Regions from separate parts of the Homo sapiens genome. Here all the other regions are linked to region 1. A link is a loop called in an ENCODE intact Hi-C map of the cell type or tissue named here. Cell type or tissue: PC-9. All regions are shown on one strand. Links, peaks and the distances in the headings refer to the core of each region. The heading gives the core; the rest is flanking DNA.

Evidence for each region. Hi-C counts contacts between places; a loop is a spot of excess contacts. Peaks named below come from ENCODE experiments on the same cell type or tissue, not always from the same donor. Only the 100,000 strongest peaks of a DNase experiment are listed, where the experiment ranks them.
Region 2: it touches region 1 in a loop (28-fold over the local background); 3 of 110 quality-filtered maps call a loop at or near these places.
Region 3: a loop joins it to region 1, with 5 times the contacts of the local background. A loop is called at or near these places in 38 of 110 quality-filtered maps.

What each region holds. Positions count from the first base shown.
Region 1 is chr1:115,059,081-115,065,734 of GRCh38, forward strand. It overlaps TSPAN2 (tetraspanin 2), which reads right to left. Exons shown (of 8, transcript NM_005725.6): 3 at 3,055-3,152; 4 at 1,384-1,458. Among named protein-coding and RNA genes, the nearest start is that of TSPAN2, 27 kb to the right of the region's middle. RefSeq lists an enhancer at 3,252-3,775. In PC-9, for the core only: a CTCF peak has its summit at 3,231; DNase peaks (open chromatin) are centred at 2,532, 3,761 and 4,371; H3K4me3 peaks cover 3,453 bases; H3K27ac peaks cover 3,932 bases.
Region 2 is chr1:115,460,248-115,466,901 of GRCh38, forward strand. No RefSeq gene overlaps it. Among named protein-coding and RNA genes, the nearest start is that of NGF, 130 kb to the left of the region's middle. In PC-9, for the core only: CTCF peaks have their summits at 1,448, 1,653, 3,302 and 3,506; no DNase peak of the experiment used is centred there.
Region 3 is chr1:115,109,168-115,115,821 of GRCh38, forward strand. No RefSeq gene overlaps it. Among named protein-coding and RNA genes, the nearest start is that of LINC01765, 13 kb to the left of the region's middle. In PC-9, for the core only: CTCF peaks have their summits at 3,806 (motif pointing left) and 4,007; DNase peaks (open chromatin) are centred at 5,074 and 5,424; H3K27ac peaks cover 1,389 bases.

The DNA of each region.
Region 1 (6,654 bases), core at 778-5,777:
ACTGCCTTTCTCATAAGAATGATACAATGGACTTTGGGGACTCAGGGGAAAGGGTAGGAGTGAGGTGAGGGATAAAAGACTGCACATTGGGTACAGTGTACACTGCTCGGGTGATGGGTGCACCAAAATCTCAGAAATCCCCACTAGAGAACTTACTCATGTAACCAAACACCACCTGTTCCCCACAAAACCTGTAGAAATAAAAAAAAATACTGCCTTTCCATAGGTATTTTAGGATAATTCAGCAACATATGGAGAAGATTATAGTTTCTGGAGTTTCTAAGATGCTTTTGAGGATGGAAGGACAGACTAACCAGAACAGTTTTCATGGACTAGAAAGATTTCTGACAGTTCCCAAGCCCAACTGGGCTTCAGCATCAACTGGGCCCCAGATTCCTGGGCTCCATCCAGATGATTTGGATGCATAGCTAGGATCCGGACTTATACATTCCTGTTACCCCATTGGTTAAAAGCATTCAAATCTTTTTATGACGTGGTTTAAAAGGTATTCATCACCAAGGAAAACTTTCTACATTCAGATATCATATAAAGCTTAGAGAATGCTTTTTCTAGTATAAAAGCTTGTGATTTCAAATCCACAGATATCTCAACAGGTCCTAAGATTCCATTCTACTTCTGTATGTAGCTGAATTTAAACTAACCTATGAACACAGCCAGTTACTTTAGAAAAATTCAAAAGGAGGTGACATTTACTATTCTACATGTTTACTGTTTTATAGTCTAAAATAAGTTCAGAAACATAATATTAATGACACAAGAGTTAATGTGAAATACACCAAACTTAAGTTTCCATTCTTCCTCCTTTTCCATTCCATTCTCTTCTATCCCACAGTGTGTTTTACAGAGGAAGAAAGGCTACTTCCTCTGTGTGTCCCCCCGATAACCTATTCTGGACACCTAGAGTTGGGCAGCAAATATAAACTGGCTTCACTAGCCCACAGCAGTGTAGGCTCTGCTCTTTGAGAATGAAATGGACCCATCCAGGCCAATCCTTAAGGACAAATGGCAGTCTGACAGGGGATGAGAATCTAGATTCTTTCTCAAGTCTGTACTCTAACTGTTACCCCATTTCACAATGGGGAAGAATCTTAAATTAGAGATCCTTTTTTTTTTGGTTTTATTATAGACCACTTCATAAGTCTAATGGAAGAGATGAACTATCTCCCCAGAAAAATGTGAGCATGTATATATGCCTGCACACTCATATACATATATGCTCAGTTCTGCACACCACTTCTAAGTTAAAAAGTTCTGTTTAAACTATAATAATGGGGATTATTTGGTTTCTTAACACTATTGTGGGTATCAATATTCTAACACTTTTAACCATCATAGAAAAACATTATAAGTAATTTTACTTACTACCCCCTTGCCTATAAAAGCAAATACTCCAGTGGTTACTTCAGCAGCAAATATCACCAGGAGGCAGGTAAAAAACTGTAGAGGAGAGAAAATACTAATTTCATTAATTTAATACCTTTTCAATTTATATATTTTGCACCTTAGTTTCCTTATGTAATGGCTGAATCGCTTTCATGTGGTTCATTCATTCATTCATTCATTCAGCAATTGTTTATTAGGCATTTATTCTGCACCAGGTACTGTCCTTGGTGCTGACTATTCAGTGGTGAACAAGATAATATCCAAATGTCTCTGTTATCACGGACCTTGGATTGGACAGAGGAATATACGATAACTGTGTAAAGAAGTTAAAAAGTGAATAAGATAAGTTCAGGTAGTGATGTAAAAATCCCACCACCTAGAACACCACCTGGCACCTACGTGCTTAGTAAATACTTGACGAACACAAAAGACCTAGAAAGATATAAAATAAGGTCAGGAGAGGGAGCATCACTGATGCGGCCTGGGCATGGGGAAGGGGGTGACTGGAGATTCTGTGGTCTGGAAAGGCTTCTTTGAGGAGATGAGGTGAGGGGTGTCCTTCTGGATGGATTTCTGTTCTGGTCTATGGATTTGCTCTGATCAAACTAAGTTCAGTGATAAACAAGACAGAAATGTGCTCAACAGTAGGAGAAAGAGAAGGAATGAATGGCAAAGAAATAAGTCAGACATTTCACATAGCAAGAGATCAGAGGCTACGGCCAGAGTTAAAAATCCAAATATCACAATAAGTAATGAGAGATGAGAGGCTGCCTATTAAAACTGCTGTTTCTGACTCCCTGTGGAGAAATATCAACACTTTCTCTCCTCCTGCCCCTCTTCTTCCTTTCTGTTTCTCTCAGGCTACACTGACATAGAATGTATAGCAGTTAATTGAAATTATTTGATTTTTGTTTTAAACAGAGGTTGCTTGTTAAAATAAGCCACAAGAGGGATTTTGGTTAAGTTATTGATCTCAAACATAAATGTTTTCCTTGTAGATAACAGCACTTCCCTGGCTATAGAAACCTTTTAGCTGCCTCACCCACTGTGAAATATTTTTTTTTAAAGAACAATCATAGTCACCCCTTACAATTACTAAGTACTTTTACTCCCAAAACATCTTTACACCAATGACGTCATTTCTTTTCACACTTCCCATATAAGGCAGGAACAAAGATAATATTTTTTTTCTTTTTTCTTTTTTCAAGACAAGGTTTTGCTCTGTCGCCCAGGTTGGAGTGCAGTGGTACAGTCATGGCTCACTGCAGCCTCCCAACTCCTGGTCTTAAGTGATCCTCCTGCCTCAGCCTCCTGAGTAGCTGGGACCACAGGTGTGTGCCATCACACCCGGTAGAGACTAGGTCTCCCTGTGTTGCCCAAGCTAGTCTTAAACTCCTGGGCTCCAGAGATCCTCCTGCCTCAGCCTCCCAAAGTGCTGGGATTACAGGCGTGAGTCATGGCACCCGGCCCTAGTTAGTATTATTCATATATAAGAGATGGAGAAACCAAGACTGAGGGAGGAAAAGTGCATGCCAAGGGCTCAGAGAGTCCACGGAGGAGCTGGAGCCAGGGGCCAGAGGCACTGACTCCCTTCAGATGCAGGCCGCTCCCTCACCCCCACCCCACCATTTACCCCCTCGCCCCACTTACTGATCCAAGCACACATTGCGACTCCCGCATGGCTCCGCAGCACCCGAAGAACCCCACGGCCATCATCAGGGCCCCGGCTCCAACCAGAACATACAGCCCTGTGGGGAAGAGGTCAGAGGAGACCACTGAGAGCCAACCGAGTGCCTCCACGACCAACTAGGCTTAAGACTCTGGGCACTGCAGAGCATTCTAATAGTACCAAAAGGAGGTGCTATTCTTACTGCCATGTTTGACACGGAGGAACTGGGCCCCAAAAGGTAAAGCGATTTGCTTAAGGTCATAGAGCTGGTGTTTGGCAGAGCCGGGAGAAAAATAGCCATGAGCCTCAAAAGCCTGCCCAACACTCCGACTCTGTCTTGCATCTCTAGTGATGGAGGCAGCCATCATTCAGGTGGGGATTTCACTTACTGCTTAGGCAAGCCCCACGTACAGTTCTTACAGAGAAAGAAAAGGACAGAAATGCTCTGGTTCTGAGAGAACTAAAGCCAAGCCTTTTTGTATTTCCTTCTCTGATCCTGAGATAAGTTAGAATACAATATGGGACTTGGCACTTGTCTTACTTGGAATCATGTTAATGGTCTCTATTTCATTTTTTGCATTTTACTCATATGAGTCACCTGGAAACCACTCCCATTAATAGGGAGGGTGGGGGCTGGTGCCCCGCCTCTGTGGGGAACCCCTGGGCCTGGCATTCAGGGTGCTTCCTGGGGCGCCTCTGGGTTGCTGATGGTGGTTTGCGGGCAGATCTGGCAGTTTACAGACCTAGTAGGAGCCACAGGCGAGGCTGCTCTGCTTCCTGCCCCACCCGGACCTGGCCTCAGCGTTCTTTTCAGGGCCCTGAGGCCTTGCTGCTCTGCAGTCCTGAGGTGGGTATTTATTTCCTGCTGTTCTAGCTCTACCACCTCCTCCCTTTCCCTTTTCTCTAAAAGAATAATTTCATGAGGGAATGGATGTGGTAATGTGAGAAATGATATCATATTAAAAATAATAGTGTTGTTGGCCCCACTACCTCAACACTTTATTGTTTTAAAAATGTCTTTCACCAAAGGTCTAATATCCAGAATCTGTAAGGAACTTAAACAAATCAACAAGCAAAAGGCAAATAACTCCATTAAAAAGTGGGCAAAAGACATAAACAGACAATTCTCCAAAGAAGACATGCAAGCGAGCAACAAACATGAAATAATGCTCGTCATCTCTAATCATCAGAGAAATGCAAATCAAAACCACAATGAGATACCATCTCATACCAGTCAGAATGGCTTTTGTTAAAAAGTCAAAAATAACAGATGTTGGCAAGGCTGGGAGTAAAGGGGACACTTTATACAATGTTGCGAATGTAAATCAGTACAGCCACTGCAGAAGGCAGTTTGGAGATGACTCAAACAACTGAGTTGAACTACCACTCGACCCGGCAATCCCATTGCTGGGTAAATACCTAAAGGAAAATAAGTCATTCTGTCAAAAGGGTACATGTTCACTGCAGCACTATTCACAACGGCAAAGGTATGGAATCAACCCAGGTGCCCATCAATGGTAGATAGGATAAAGAAAATGTGGTACATATACACCATGGAATACTATGCAGCCATAAAAAAGAACAAAATCATGCCCTTTGCAGCAACATGAATGCAGCTGGAGGCCATTATCCTAAGCAAACTATCACAGGAACAGAACATCAAATACCGCATGTTCTCACTTATAAGTAGGAGCTAAATATTGGGTACACATGGACATAAAGATGGGAATGATAGATACTGGGGACTACTAGAGGGGCACAGGTGTTGAAAAACTAACTATTGGATACTATATTCATTACCTCAGTGACAGGTTCAGTCATACCCCCAATCTCGGCATCACTCAATGTACCTTTGTAACAAACCTGCCCATGTACCCCCTGATTCTAAAATGAAAGTTGAAAAAGAAAAAAAAAAGTCATTCACTGTGTTGCAATGTTTTCAAAGCTCTCACTTCCATCATCTTATTGGCTTCTCAAAACAACGTGGTTAGGTAAGCAAGGACTATTATTTCTGTTTTACAAATGGAGGTCTGAGAGTCAAGATGGCTGTAGGCAGGATGCCCTGGCCTGCAGCCCCAATTCCCATCCCACACTTCTATTTGACCACCCCACAGAAGCGAGCTGAATGCAGGGCGGCAGCAACAACACCATATTCAGTTCCTTCATGGAATGTCTCCTGGTGGACCCCCTTGCTGCAGAACATGCCCATTGCCTCTCATTGCTACTGCCACAATTGCTACATGATGCCGTTTGCAGATCTATCATGAAGTCACAGCCTACAGAACAGTTTCCCCCAAAATCTTTATCCATCCTATGCTCCAGCCACCTGGGAATTCACCATGATCTGGCTGTGTCCTGCTCTTTTCCATTTTGTGCTTTTGCAGGTTCTCATATTAGTCTCTCATTATAGATTTCAAGTTGACAAACCTTATTCATCCTCTCTAGAACATGCCCTGCACAAGGCAGAATTCTTAGTCAGTGTGCATTGGATTAGTAGATAAGACAGAGAAAATCAAATCAGTTCCAGGCTTGCTGGCTGTCATCACCCATCTTTGCTTAGAGATATATGCTGGAAACAGGTCTCAGCAAACATCCACAAAGCAACTACATAGCTGTGCTCTCCAAAGCCAAGCACATGAGGATGGTTGCTTCGCACCCCGAGACACCCTGGAATATGTGAAAGAGGGAGGCTCGTGAGGAGGCAGGAGGCTCACTGGACAGGGGCACAGAGGTTTGAGGAGGCCAGAGTTGTTCCCCACTGTAAATGAAACTGTCTGCTCCCTCAGGCAACAATCCTTATCCTTCTGAAATAATGAGCTTTTCAGGAAAGTGTGCTTTTTTGAACAATATTTCATTCTTAGGCTATCAGAATCCCAGAGCTCACGGCAAAAACAACCTGAAGCTGCCCTAGCAGCTTCAACTTTGAGGCCACTTCTCAGCCAGCCTCTGTTTTGTATGTGTGGGCCCGTGACTCAGCCCAGCTCCAAATGAACATTGCTTGCTGAAGCTGAAGGGAAAAGCAGAAGAAATTCTACAAGAGGAAAGGTTCCCTGGGCGTGCCGGATCCAGTTCCAAATCTGGCTCTAATACTCCGCATGCCATAAGGCCACCTGTGGCTTCCAAGGATACTTTATCCTTCTTATGGTCTGACCCTCAAAAAATAGCTGCTGAATGTAATAATTAATTTACAGCCACATTTTAAATTCCAAGATGGTTACTGTAGAGCCTTCTCCTTCCCACAGGAGCAGGTGTGACAAACATACGACCTACTTCCCAAAGCCCTCATGCTTTCCGAGTCCTATTGCCTTTGATTTGAAAAATAGAAAACATTTTGAAATTACATTTTCATCATGAATAGCTGGCCTTTGGGATGCCAGTGATCTCTGTGACATGCTACCACAAGTACTTTCCCTGGGACACCTTCATTTTTAAAAATTTAAAAAGTATTTAAAATTATTTATTAATATCTTACTGATACATAATAGTTGTACACATTTTGGGGGTACATATGCTATTTCAATGCATGTATACAATGTGTAAGGATCAAATCAGTGTCACTGAGATATCCATCACCTCAAACA
Region 2 (6,654 bases), core at 1,156-6,155, 400 kb after region 1:
AACTAGGAGGGCCTGAGCATCTTCTGATGGGAGAAGGGGAAGGGGAGGGTCATTTCACAGGTCGCACCCCTTTTGGTGTGTCCATGACAACGGTAGAGGGATGCCTTCTATGACTATGGAAAGGAGCAGGAGCAAGGGTGGGGGATGAGGGAGATTCTGGGGAATCTGGACTAGAGTCAGTCTGGATATTTTAACAGGTGACTTTCAAGTGTCTACAGTATGTCAAGTGCAGAGTTGCCTCATTTCACCCTCACAGCAACTGTATGAGGCGAACACATTATCCCCATTGTACAGAAGAGAAACCTAGGCTCAGAGAGTTAAGCAGTGTGTCCAAGGCCACAGAGCTGAAGAGTTTGAGCCAAGAGTTGAACTCCCACATTCCAACTCTAAATGCTATCATTTTCCAACACACCACAGTCTCTTCTTCTTCGCCAGCCCCACCCTTTTAAGCACCTCTGGTGGCAGAGCCAACCCTTTCCCTGAGCGATTTGTTTTGGGAAGCAGGCGTGGCAGCCAGCATAACTCTCCCTAGCTCCTCTCCAGACTCCTTCCATGACAGCAGAGGTGGATCCCCTGTCGCCAGAGCAGGCCTTCCTGCCTCAAGCCTCATGTGGCAGTCAGGCACCTAGCTCCTGCCCCCCTACCTAGTTACACCCCTGCATTCTTCTCCCTCTGTCACCAGCTTCCTGGGGGCAAGGCTTGGTCGCAGGGGGTGAGGGACATTGAGTCGGAGGAGAGCTAGTGTGCCCTTCCTCACCTTTAGTGCCTCCTTCCATTTTAAAAGACATCAGAGTCCAACATGGCCCCATCCTTGGCTCAGAGAGGGGATCCTGTGGCAGAGGTTGCTTTTGGTTGTTGACAGAGCCAGGACATAATGAATAGCCCCGACTTTTGCCACGCTTTAAGGTTTTGTTTTTCTATGGTTTCTCTAATGTCAATCCAATATGGTCTTAACAACTGTCCCTTCAACACATTATCTTCATAAAATGTTTAAAAAAGTCACTTTGACACATTTGTGCCTGTCTTCTCTCTAAGTCCCTTAAAAGAATTAGGGAATAAAGGAATAACAAATATATTTCTTAAATAGCAAAGGAATAATAAAAATATAAACTCTCATGGACAAAGAGAAGGAAAAGAAAACCATTGCTCAGTAGAGCTGACAAAGGGTTCTACGAAGGGGACATGATGATCTCACCCCTAGGACCAAGTCTTGGGACTTGCATGTGTCTGGTAGAACTGAAGCCTGCATGAAAACAGGAGACTGGCTGGAAATGTGTACATAGAGGAGTTAGACCTCCTGGGTCCCCTCTCAGTCAGCACAGCCAGGCTGTCATGCCACCCCGCAAAGAAGAGGCTGGAGGCTTCCTCTCTTGAGGATCGCAGTAGACATTCCAATCGTGGGGATGCCAAATACAGTCACCCAACTGGCCGTGGCAAGTCACAGTCTTGTCAAGGCCTGCTGGTGGAAAGGAGACATGTCACCCTCCCTGGATTCATAACTGACTGTCCACCAGCAGAGGGGTGAGGTGAGCCAAGATGAGATTCTGGGCTGGACACTGACTACCCGGGCAGCTATACCCACATGTGACACAGGTTGTGAAGCAGGGAGATTCATGTGCTGCCTCTGCCACTTACCTGTTAGGAGTTAGAACACAAGATTTACCCTCTAAGGTCTTGGTTTCCCTGTGTTGTGGAGATTCACGTCTTCCAGGGCTGACGTGGACAATGGGAGAAGATGCTCCTCCTGCAGGCGTGTGCTTCTTTGCCTTGGGCCCTGTCTCCTGACTGACTGCTGTCATCATTGGACCTCCGGTTCCTACCATGTCATTGATAAAAGACGTTCTCTCTGGACTCACATATTTCCTCTACCCTCACCTCCCTACAATTCTGCTGGATGACAGCATGTGGACGTTGACCTGCCAGCACGCTAGCCCCGAAGTTTCTTGAGCGCGTTCCTTCCAGTGGCCTTCACCCCCACTCCACTTCCACCATTCACTCCCTTGTCCTTCTCTGGAAGGTCATCACTCATAACTGTTCCACTTCCAAAAAGACTATCTCAATATCCCACTCTTGCTCCACCAGCTCCTTGCTTTCCTGCAAGGTGGTTCAGCTTTTCTCACCACCATTATTCTTTCTTCTCTCCCCTCTGTAGTCCTCCCTGCTTGCTCTGAGAGCATCCATCCTGTCCTATCTTGACTTCTCTCCTGTATCCAGCTTATATTCCACAGTCCATCATTCAGTAACATTTTTTTTTTTTTGCCAAGACTATAAATTCCTTGGTCCCTCATACTTAATCACCACGTTTGACAAAACCTCAGCCCTGGATGAAGCCAGTCACACTTGTCTCCACATCTGTATCCAAGCAGCTGAGCACTTAGTGGTAGTAGAGGAAGTCGGAGAACAGGGCAGATTGGCTTCCTCTAAAGTCATGATCTCCAGTCATTATATATGCTCTTAATTCCTCCCAGAAACCCTCTTGGTTTCCCTTGTCATCTCCTTCCTGCTTTCTGTAATTATTTCAAACCTTCTCCATTTTTCTCATGCCTTCAAACTTCTTCTCATCTGCGGCTCGCAGCAAAGGTCTTTGTTTCCTGCTTGTCAGAAAATATAAGAGCCACTAGACAGGAAGTCCCTCAGCTTCTAATAGCAAGAACATAAATTACTGACACCTGCATACATCCTGACTTCCTCTTCCTGCTCCAGTGGAGGGGCTGCCTGCCCCCCAGCTTGTCCTACTCTTTGCACTCCTACCCTCTCGGGAATCTTACTGTATTGATTATCCTTTCCTCTTGACTGAGTCTTTTCTAAGCCTTTAAATATATGCAGCACCTCCCATTATTAAAAACGAAGAGAGAAAACAGAAGGAAAAGATGGAAAGAGGGAAGAGAAGGAAAGAAGGATGAAAGGAAAGAAGGAAGGAAGGAAGGGAGGGAGGGAGAGAGGGAGGGAGGAAGGAAGGAAGGAAGGAAGGAAGGAAGGAAGGAAGGAAGGAAGGAAGGGGGCAAAATAGAAGGAAAGGAGGAAGAGGAAGAAGAGGGAAAGAGAAAACCTCTCACCTGGTCCTCATTTCTCCCTAGTTATCTCCTTCTTTCCCCTCCTTTACAGCCCCAATTCTCAAAATACCTATCTTCATCTTCTGGCCCCCAGTGGCTCAATCCATCCCTGTCTGGATTCCCACCCCTCTGCTCCACCAAAATACCCCCTATCAACAGCACCAAGGGCTGCATGTCTATTTTTAGTTCATGTCTTACCTGACCTTGCAGCCACAGCCACCATTGCTCCTCACTCTCCTGTGGCTTCAGGGACACCTGCTGGTTTCCTCTGGCCACTCCCTTTTGAGCTCCTCCACAGAATTTTTCTCCACTCATAGCCTATTAAAGCTTGGAGTCCTGGACCTTCTTGTTCTATACTTTCTCCCTGGCTAATTTTATTCATACCTACAGTATTAATTATCAATTGCAAATAATGCATAAATCTGTCACCCAGATCCATATGTCCACCTACCATTTGACATCATCCCTGGAATATCTTATAAGAACTTTATGTTCCACAGGTTCTCAAACTCATGATCTCCTCAACCTCTCTTCCTTTTCTGGAACCTGTTTCTCTTCCACTGCACCCTATGCATCACTAGCCATCCAAAAACTTCCCTCTCCTTCACTCCCTATGTCCCATTCATCACCAAGTCCTGTGAATTTTATTTCCTATATTTCTCTCAATTCGATCTAATCTCCATCTCTAGCATAACTATTTACCACAGTCCAAGCTTCCATTTTAACTTTCAAGTTCAAATGCTGTGGCACCCCAACTAGTTTATGCTAGACTATTCTAGGCCTATTCGGATCCTTTTCTAGTCCATATTGCAGTCAGAGTTACCTTTGCAAAACACCTCTAATTACATCATCCCCTGTATAACCCATCAATAGCTTCCCACTGATTTTAGAGCAAACATAGAACTATTTAATATGAGGCTTAAGTGCCTCTATGGTTTAACACTCAAGTCAGCCATGTAGTGAGTTCTGGGTCACATGGCCTAAATTCACAGCCAGGCTCTACCACTATTGCCAGTGTGACACTGGTCAACTTATTTTCTGAATCTCCCCATATCTCAGTTTTCTTACCTGTAAAATGATAATATTGGTTGCTAATAATGGTATCTATGTCATAAGGTTGTGGCAATCCCATTACTGGGTATATACCCAAAAGAATATAAATCACTCTATTATAAAGATACATGCACACATATGTTCATTGCAGCACTATTCACAATAGCAAAGACATGGAATCAATCCAAACACCCATCAATGATAGACTGGTTAAAGAAAATGTGGTACATATATACTATGGAGTACTGAGCAGCCATAAAAAGGAATGAGAGCATGTCCTTTGCAGGGACATGGATGGAGCTGGAAGACATTATTCTCAGCAAACTAATGCAGGAACAGAAAACCAAACACGACATGTTGTCAGTTTTAAGTGGGAGCTGAACGATGAGAACATGTGAACATATGATGGGGAACATCCACACTGGGGCCTGTGAGGGGGTCATGGAGGCAGGGAGAACATCAAGAAGAATAGCTAATGGATGCTGGGCTTAATACCTAGATGATGGGTTGATCTGTGCAGCAAACCACCATGGCACACATTTACCTACGTAACAGCCCTGCACATCCTGCGCATGTACCCAGGAACTTAAAGTAAAAATTGATGAAAAAAATAAAGATAAATGTGTTAAGCAATTAGAGTGGTGCCTGCCACACAGCAAGCACTCAGTAGGCCTCAGCCCTCATCACCCCTGCCTCCCCAGCCTCATCTCTCCCCTCACATCCACTCATCAGTCTATTTTAGCTGGGTTGGCTCCCTCTTGGGCCCTCGTTCTCACCACACTCCCTCTCTCCACATGGCTTTTGCATGTGCCATTCCCTTTGGGCCTCTATTTCCTTCCCTGGAAGAAGGCACCATCCTGGAGGCACAGAACTCAGCACGCTAGAGTAATTGACCTGAAAGGCACCTTAGGAGCCACCTAGCCATCTCCTCATTATACAGATTGGGAAACTGAGGCCCAGAGTGGGGAAGGGACAGGTCCAGTGTCACACAGCAAGTTCACACTAGAGCCAGGACTAGAACTCAGGTCCCTGACATTGATCCCAGAACTCTTTGCGCTGCCCATCACAGCTCACTAGTTCACTCGCTTCATAAATATTAAGCCTCACTTTGTGCTGGACCACAGGCAGATGTACACATACAGAAATAACTCTGATTCAAGGACAGTTGAGGCCAGAGCTTTTGAAAAAGGGTTTATATCCGGGCTGTGGGAGCCCACCACAGAGAGCAGTCAATGCCAGGCTGACTCAGGCCTGCTCATGGGGGAGGTGGGAGGTAATGATATCAGAAGTGGGCCCTGAAGAAGGAGCAGGGTAAAGCTGGGAGAGGGCATCTCAGGCTTAACAAATATTACACATTCTGAGACTTATGGGATGGATGTGTGTTGGGGTAGCTTCCCTAGACTAGTTGGAAACCTGCGGGGAAAAGGGAAAGTGGCAGAGAGAAGAGATCCAAAGGGGAATTGGGGCCAAGCAAAAGGAGGAGCTGGAAGACCAGCTGCCCTGCCTCACTATTCTGCAGAAGCCTCCCCAACTCCCCAAGGGCTGCCTTTCCTCCCTCACTTACTAGGTCAAGTGAGGATGGACATAGCACCTTCTATCTCACTCCCAGCTCCCCTCTTTCAGAAAGTTACCAGGTGCCTCTTCCCCAGCCAGGCTGTGGTGGACTTTCCCATCAATAGCCACTGCTAACAGAAGCTTGGAGGGGGGCAGCATTGAGAGCCCTGGGTCTGACTCTGTCAGGAAACAAGCCTGGAGGGTTCACCCGTGCTCTGGATGTAATCAGGATGTAACGCGGGGGAAGCCAGTCAGGAGCAAAGCCAAGGTTAATACCAAGGATGGAGCTTCAAGGAGTTAGAAGGCAGGGTCCGGGCTGGGGGGCTGGAAACCTAGGTTCAGTGCCTTCCCAGCCCTCACTATCCCTAGGCAGTGCTGTTCCTCATGAGCCTCTGCCCCTGTGGCAGCCCACAGCCAGGCTAAGACAGGGCTGGGGACAGCATTCCTCTCCCACAGCCCTCCTTCCTCCCTGGTTCTGGTCTGAAAACCCAGTCACCCTTCACTCACCTAGCTAGGTACCAAGGGTAGGACTTATTACCGAGTGCCCTGCCATCTGCCCCAAGGTAGTAAATGAGGGCAGAGGAAAATTGCAACCTCCCCATGTTAAATGTGTAAAAGGAAAAAGACTCTGAGGCCACAAGGCTTGAGCGGATCACAGGGAGCAAGCACCAGACTGAGGGGAGGCATGGAGCAGTGGAGGAGGAGACTCCTTGCTGGGGACTCCTGCTGGAGCTCTGCGGCCCCTGCACCTTCAGTCCCAATGCAGACACTGGTGCCTTCAGACCAGCCAGAGATGGGGTGGCAGGGGTACAAGTGTTCCCACCTTCCTAACATCCCCAGTTTTTGGATATGTGATGTCATCCAATCCTCATGACCCAGACAAGGAGGATCCCATTCCAAAAGGTCAAGTGCCAAAGTCACACAGCAAATAGATCGGTGGCACATAGGTAGGCCTAATAGCTGTGTCTTTTGATTCCTGCCTGGAGGCCCTGCT
Region 3 (6,654 bases), core at 770-5,769, 50 kb after region 1:
TTTCTAAAGTAAACCGGACTCTGTTACTGTTGCTTATAATCAAAGAAACTTGAAAAATCCATCCTCTACTCATTTTCTTCGTCCTTTTCTAGGCTTCTTCCCAACCTAAAGCTCTTTAGTGGTGTCTTAGTCATTTGGGCTGTTATAAAAAATACCATACAGTCAGTGCCTTATAAAAAACAGAAATTTATTTCTCATGGTTCTAGAGGCTGGAAAGTCCAAAATCCAGGTGCTGGCAGATTTATTGCATAGTGAGGGCCCACCTCCTGGTTCATTGATGACAGTCTTTTTGCTGTGTCCAAATGTGGAGGAAGGGGCAGAGGAGCCCTCCAGGCCTCTTTTTAAAAGGGCACTAATCCCATCACAACCCAGAACACTCATGACCTAATCAACCCCCAAAAACCTCCCTCCAAATACCATCACATTGAGATTAGGTTTCAGTATGTGAATTTTGAGGGACACAAACATTCGGATGACAGAAAGTGGCTTCACATTTCTATGAGAATAAGACCCAAGTCTCAACCACAATCTGTAAGGCCCAGCCCTATCCGGCTGTCTGGCCCATGGGGACCGCTCTGCCCACCCTCCCACCCTGACTTTTCCTTTGCTCCCTCTTCCACCCCACTCACCTTCTCTCATTTCTTTGGGTGCTCCCTGCTCTCTCATCACAGGGATTTCACAGCCGCACCCCTCTGCCTGCAGTGCTCTTGAGTCTGCCTTCCCATGCCCTCCACATGCCCTTGGCAGGGTTGATTAGGTTAGGGGCTTTCTTAATGCACCTGGTACTTCTGCATCATGGCACTCACCTCAATTTGTAATTGGATATCTACATGTTGATTATTTGATTATTGCTTATCTCCCTCAATAGACTATAAGCTTCATGAGGACATGTTTTTGTCCATGATTATATTCTGGTGATTGACCTAGATGTACATAGGAAAAGCCCAAAACATCTTTTAAATTTCTTTTTTTTTTTTCTTTTTAAGATGGAGTCTCACTCTGTCACCAGGCTGGAGTGCAGTGGCACTATCTCTGCTCACTTCAAGCTCCACCTACTGGGTTTGAGCGATTCTCCTCCCTCAGCCTCCGGAGTAGCTGGGGCTACAGGTGCATGCCACCATGCTGAGCTAAGTTTTGTATTTTTTGTAGAGACGGGGTTTCACCATGTTGGCCAGGATGGTCTCGATCTCTTGACCTCGTGATCTGCCCACCTCGGCCTCCCAAAGTGCTGGGATTACAGGTGTGAGCCACTGTGCCCAGCTTAAATTTCTTTATTATAGGTTCAGGGGTACATATGCAGGTTTGTTACATGGATATATTGTGTGATAGCGAGATTTGGGCTTCAATTGAACTTGTCACCCAAATAGTGAACATAGGACCCAATAGGTAGTTTTTAGACCCTTGCCCCCTGCCTCCCTCCTTCATTTTTAAAGTCCTCAGTGTCTGTTGTTCTCATCTTTGTGTCCATGTGTACCCAATGCCAAAAAATTTTTGTGGAATGAATACGTTTTAAAAAGTGAAGTCTGACCTTGTCAGACCACCTGAGAGATGAACCTGTGTTCCTAGCCTTCTTCTCACAATACGATTTCTGAGCTTCCTCTGCTCCCTTTAGGGCTCTGGTCTGCACTAGCATTTGATGGCTGGAATAGTTTAACAGCACACATAAGCATGGTTTTTGCTAACATGCTTTCCTACAGTTCTTCTTTCTCTGGCTTTCTATTGTACTCCTGTCTAATGTTGACCTCCTGCCACTTGATTATATTCTCCTACTGAGGCCTATTTTGTGATAGAATGGTTACATTCTTGAAAGCAGGAACTAGCGGGATAAAGGCTAACTCTTTTCCTGGTTCTGCCCCTTTGTAGCTGGGTGGACATTGGCTAATTCATTTAACTTCACTGAAACTTAATTTACTCATTTTAAAAATGGGGATGATATCTGTTCCACTAAATATAGCTGTCCCTTGATGTCCATGGTGGAGCAGCTACAGGACTGCCTGCAGATACCCCAGTCCACGGATGCTCAAGTCCCTTATGTAAAATGGTGTAGTATGTGCATATAACTTACACACATCTTCCCGTGTGCTTCAAATACTCTTTAGATTACTTAAAATACCTAATACAATGTAAATGTTATGTAAATAATTGTTATGCTGTATTGTTTAGGAAATGACAATAAGAAAAATGTTCAGTATAGACACATCCATTTTTTAAAAGAAAATATTTTAGATTCACAGTTCGTTGAACCTGTGAATGCAAAGAGATAATCAATGTCAAGGCACTTCAGAAAGTTGCTAAATTAATACATAATGTAAGAAGTATTTATTATTACTTTACACCTGAATGTTTGTGTCCCCCCCATTCATATGTTAAAATCGAAACCTCAAAGTTGATAGTATTAGGAGATGGGGCCTTTGGGAGGTTATTAGGTTATGGGGTGGGGCTCTCATGAATGGGATGAGTGCCCACATGAGAGAGGTCTGAAAGAAAACCCCTTCCCCTTCTACCATGTGAGGACACAGAAGGCACTATCCATGAACCAGAAAGCGGGCCCTCACCAGACATCGAATCTGCCAGCACCTTGATCTCGCACTTTCCAGCCTCCAGGACTTCGAGAAATAAATTTCTGTTGTTTAAAAGCTATACAGTTTACGGTATTTTGTTGTGAGCCGGAGTGTACTGAGAGGATACCTTTCTGATATTCATCATAAGATTTGGTTTCTGGTAGGCACTCTCCAAATGCTATATAGTGCTTTATTGTAGCTGCCCTTACTTCAGATAGTGAGTGAAATAAGATGTGCTACTAGTTACGCTGAGTACGTACCAAGAGCCAGGCACGGAGCTAAGGGCTTCGCATGTGATGCTTCCGTGGATCCTTGCAATATTATAAAACTGACGTTAGTTTTTCTCATTTGACTGAGGACAAAATGAGGCTAGAAGAGGTTAAGCGACTTATTCAAGGCCACATAGCTTACAAATTGGGGAGCTGGGATTCACGTACAAGCCACTGATTCCGAGGGCAGTGCTGTTCACCAGGGTCCACACGGCCGCCTTTACCCTGCACATCCTTTCCGGGGCGGGCCAAAAGTTATACTTTACTGAGGGCGTCCTATGTTCTGGGCACTAAGCAGGCTGATACACATACTTCCCCTCACTTAATGTTTACATATTATCATCATTTCACAAATGAGGAAACAGAAGCTTAGAGCGAAAAGCTGCACTGTTGCCCCCGGGTAGGATACAGAAAGCTGCAACAGGCCGCCACTGCTACTATTGCAATAATAGAGAAAAGTGGATCAATTGTGAAAATCCCATATTTAAAGACAATGGAGAGCAGTGGAAGCAACGAGCAGGACAACTGAACTAGAGAAGGAAGCATCCTTCCTAGGCCCTCATCCCACCTCACTTTCTTCCCTCTGGGCATTTGCCTATTCAGAGCTTGGGTGAGGGCTTGACCTAAGCCAGCGAGACTCTGAGGAGGGAGAGAGGAAACAGAGGTTGTAGCAGTTTCTCGGGAAAGGCATGACAGACTAGAAACCAGAGGAGCCCTAAAGGTAAGACAGGTTTTCCCCGAGGGACATTTGCTAAACTCTGGGATGCCGATAAGGAGGCTCAAACACATGGGATCTAACACTCACTAAATCTGGGGCTGAGTGCCCGCACCACAAGACAGTTTTGTTTTGAATTTCTTTCCTGGGGCCTGTCAAGCCCAAGAGATCAAATTTGCCCACCTTTTCCCTGGAACCTTTACATTCCTCAGCACCAATTGTCTGGATTTTTTGCGGCAGGTAGATTTTTCCCAGACATTGGCGCCCCCTGCTGTCAGACAGCAGCTTTGCAGGGACTTGGAGCCTGGCTCACAAACCATCGTAATGCTGATGGGGACAGAAAATAAAGGGTCGCTCGATGTCCGCAGGGTACTGCTGAGCCTGGTGGGCTGCTCAGGAAACCACAGGTCATCTGGAACGCCTCAGACTGCCCCAGCCCCACGCTGCTGCTGGCTGCTTCCCGGTGTCGGTGGCAGAGTCTGGGACCTTGGGAGCCTTTTACCGTGCTCCCAAGAATCAGGGGTTTAACCCCAATGGATGATGACTTCCAAAGTCTGAGATGGGCTAGTCTCACTGGTTTCTACCAGTGAGACTCGTCCTGAGTGTTAACTCTACCTGACTTGTCCTGAGTGTTAACTGTCCAGACTGGTAGATACCTGTGGCTTCAAGTCCCTGTCTGTAAAATGAAGTCAACGGTGCCCACTGCACAGGGCTGTTTGTGCGTTAAATGAGACAGTGTGTATGGAGGGCTTAGCATTGCCTGATATAGAGTTAGAGCTGGGTTACTAGTGAGAATAGCAGTGGAAATTCTTGTTGTTAGGGCCGCCCCCGCTCCATCTTCCTCAAGCTCCTCGAAGGGAGCTGCACTGGCCACCTCTTAGAAGTGGTGAGAGCTGGCCTGAATGCTCTGGGCCGTTCGGACATCCTCAGCCTTCCTTACAATGGGACAGCAGGAGTAGGATCCTGGTACTCAGGGCTGAGAAAGAGGAAGACCTGGGCTTGGGAGAGGAGACACCAGACAGTTCCCTGGACTTCAGCCTCCTTTCTGTGACTGGCTAGCATTAGCTGTTCTCAAACCTCAGGCCTGTGGAAGCTGAGTCGTCTTCCTAAGTAAATTGCTAAAACTGTCTCTGGAAAACTGTCTTTGTGAAGGCTGCATCTCAGTCTCACATTCAAGGATGAAACTCTGACTGCCCTAAATGGAGGAGTTGACAGAGCTAATGGAGAGCAGTGGTTAGATGACACAAGATTGTTCTTGACTTGGAGAACTGCTCTTCTGACTGCTTTGTGTGGGCGTCACATGCTGGCTGCTAGGGAATCCATGGGTGTGGGGGTGAAATGCTGTCTGGGGACTTTTTGGTGCCAGACTTCTGGGATGAGACAGCCTGGATGGGGGCCTCGGTCCTCCAGTTTCCTGGGGAGCTAAGACCTTTGGAATACGGGGCTTCAGCTCTGGATTGCACCCATTTCCTGGTTTGTAGTTTCCCTAGCTCTCAGGTCACCCAGTCACCAGCACCCTTAGCAGCAGTCTCACGGAGGTTTATTTCCTGGCAAGAAAGAAAACTTCTCATCCCTCTATTTTGAAAGCACACACCATTCCTTGGGTGCCCATCTGCACTCCCAGGTCTTGCCACCCACTCCCTCATGGGCCCTGCTGTGATCCTGTCCCACAGTGGGCCTTGCCTCACCTCTGGCTGGAGAGGTTGCAGCTGGTTGCCAAGCCCCTGGAATGCCCTCCCAGGGTCCCAGAGTCTGCTACCCACACAGAGATGGAGCCAGCAGCAGTGTGAGGCTGGGGCCGAGTCTGAGGCCTTCCAGGCGACCTGTGCTTTCCTGGGCAGCCTGCCAGGCCCCAGCAGCAGTCTGCAGACATTGAGTGAGCCTTTATTTCCTGTCCCCATCAGCACTATGACTCAGTTTGTGACTTTTTTACCTGCTCACCTATGTTACCTTAGGTTTGGGCCTTGTGACTTCGTTTTGTCCTAGGGTTGCCAGAAAAAATGCAAGATGTCCAGTTAAATTTGAATTTCAGATAGATAAGGAATCATTTTTTTTTTAAGTATGTCCCAAATATTGCATGAGTTATCCTCATCCTAAAAAGTGATTCCTTGTTTATCTGAAGTTCAAATTTAACTGACTGTCCTATATTTTTATTCACTAAATTTCTATTCACAGTTAACTGGGCATCCTATATTTTTATTCAGTAAACTTGGCAACCCTGTTCTCATCTCCCCCATCAGAGGGGGACTTCCTGAACTCAGGAACTTTCTGAACTTTCTCGGGGAGGCTTCCAGCCTGACTGCAGGGACTTAACCCCACTGTTTAGAAGAATCATAATGGATGATTTCTTCCTCAGACTGGGAGATCCTTGAAGGTAGGACTTGTGTCCCCCTCCCACTGCCACACCTTAGATGCTCGAACTAGGGCCAAGGGGCTCAGCACCTTGTGAACGAGGTAGGTCCCCTCGGGGCTAAAACCACAGGGACCTTGGTGCTGTTTGCCTGCTCAAGGGACCATATTTCCTGAAATGGCACAGGGCTGGTGAGCGGCAGGGAGCCTTGAGAGGAGATTCCCTGGGATCACATGTCCTGTGACAGCTGCTGGGCTGGGGAATGTGCTCTGAGCTAGGTGGGCTTCCTGTGGGGGCCTCATGTCATTTTACCAGATACAGAGGTGCATTTTACCCTTTCTGCCACATATGGTATGAGATAATGGGCAGGCCTGGACCCTGTTTTCTCTGCCCGATGGCCTATCAATTTCTTGCCTCATCTCAGAACAAAGGGCTAACTCCTTATATAGATGAGGGGAAATGATTTGCCCAGACACCAATCAAATTAAGGGAAGAATTGGGACCAGGATAAGTTCTTTTGGTTCTCAGTCCAGTGCTCAGCACAAGTCTGTCTTTCTGTGGGCAGCAAGGACTTGAGGCAGGACGTTTACTGGAGCCCTGAGCCCTGGCAGCAGCAACTGGTTATTGCTTCTGTTCTCAGCAGTGATGACAGAGAGTGTCAAAACCGAATATTCACTGGAGGCAGAGTCTGAACACTTCACATAAGATGTGGTGAATCATATGGTTGAAGGGAAATCCCTGCAGGTTATACACTGATAG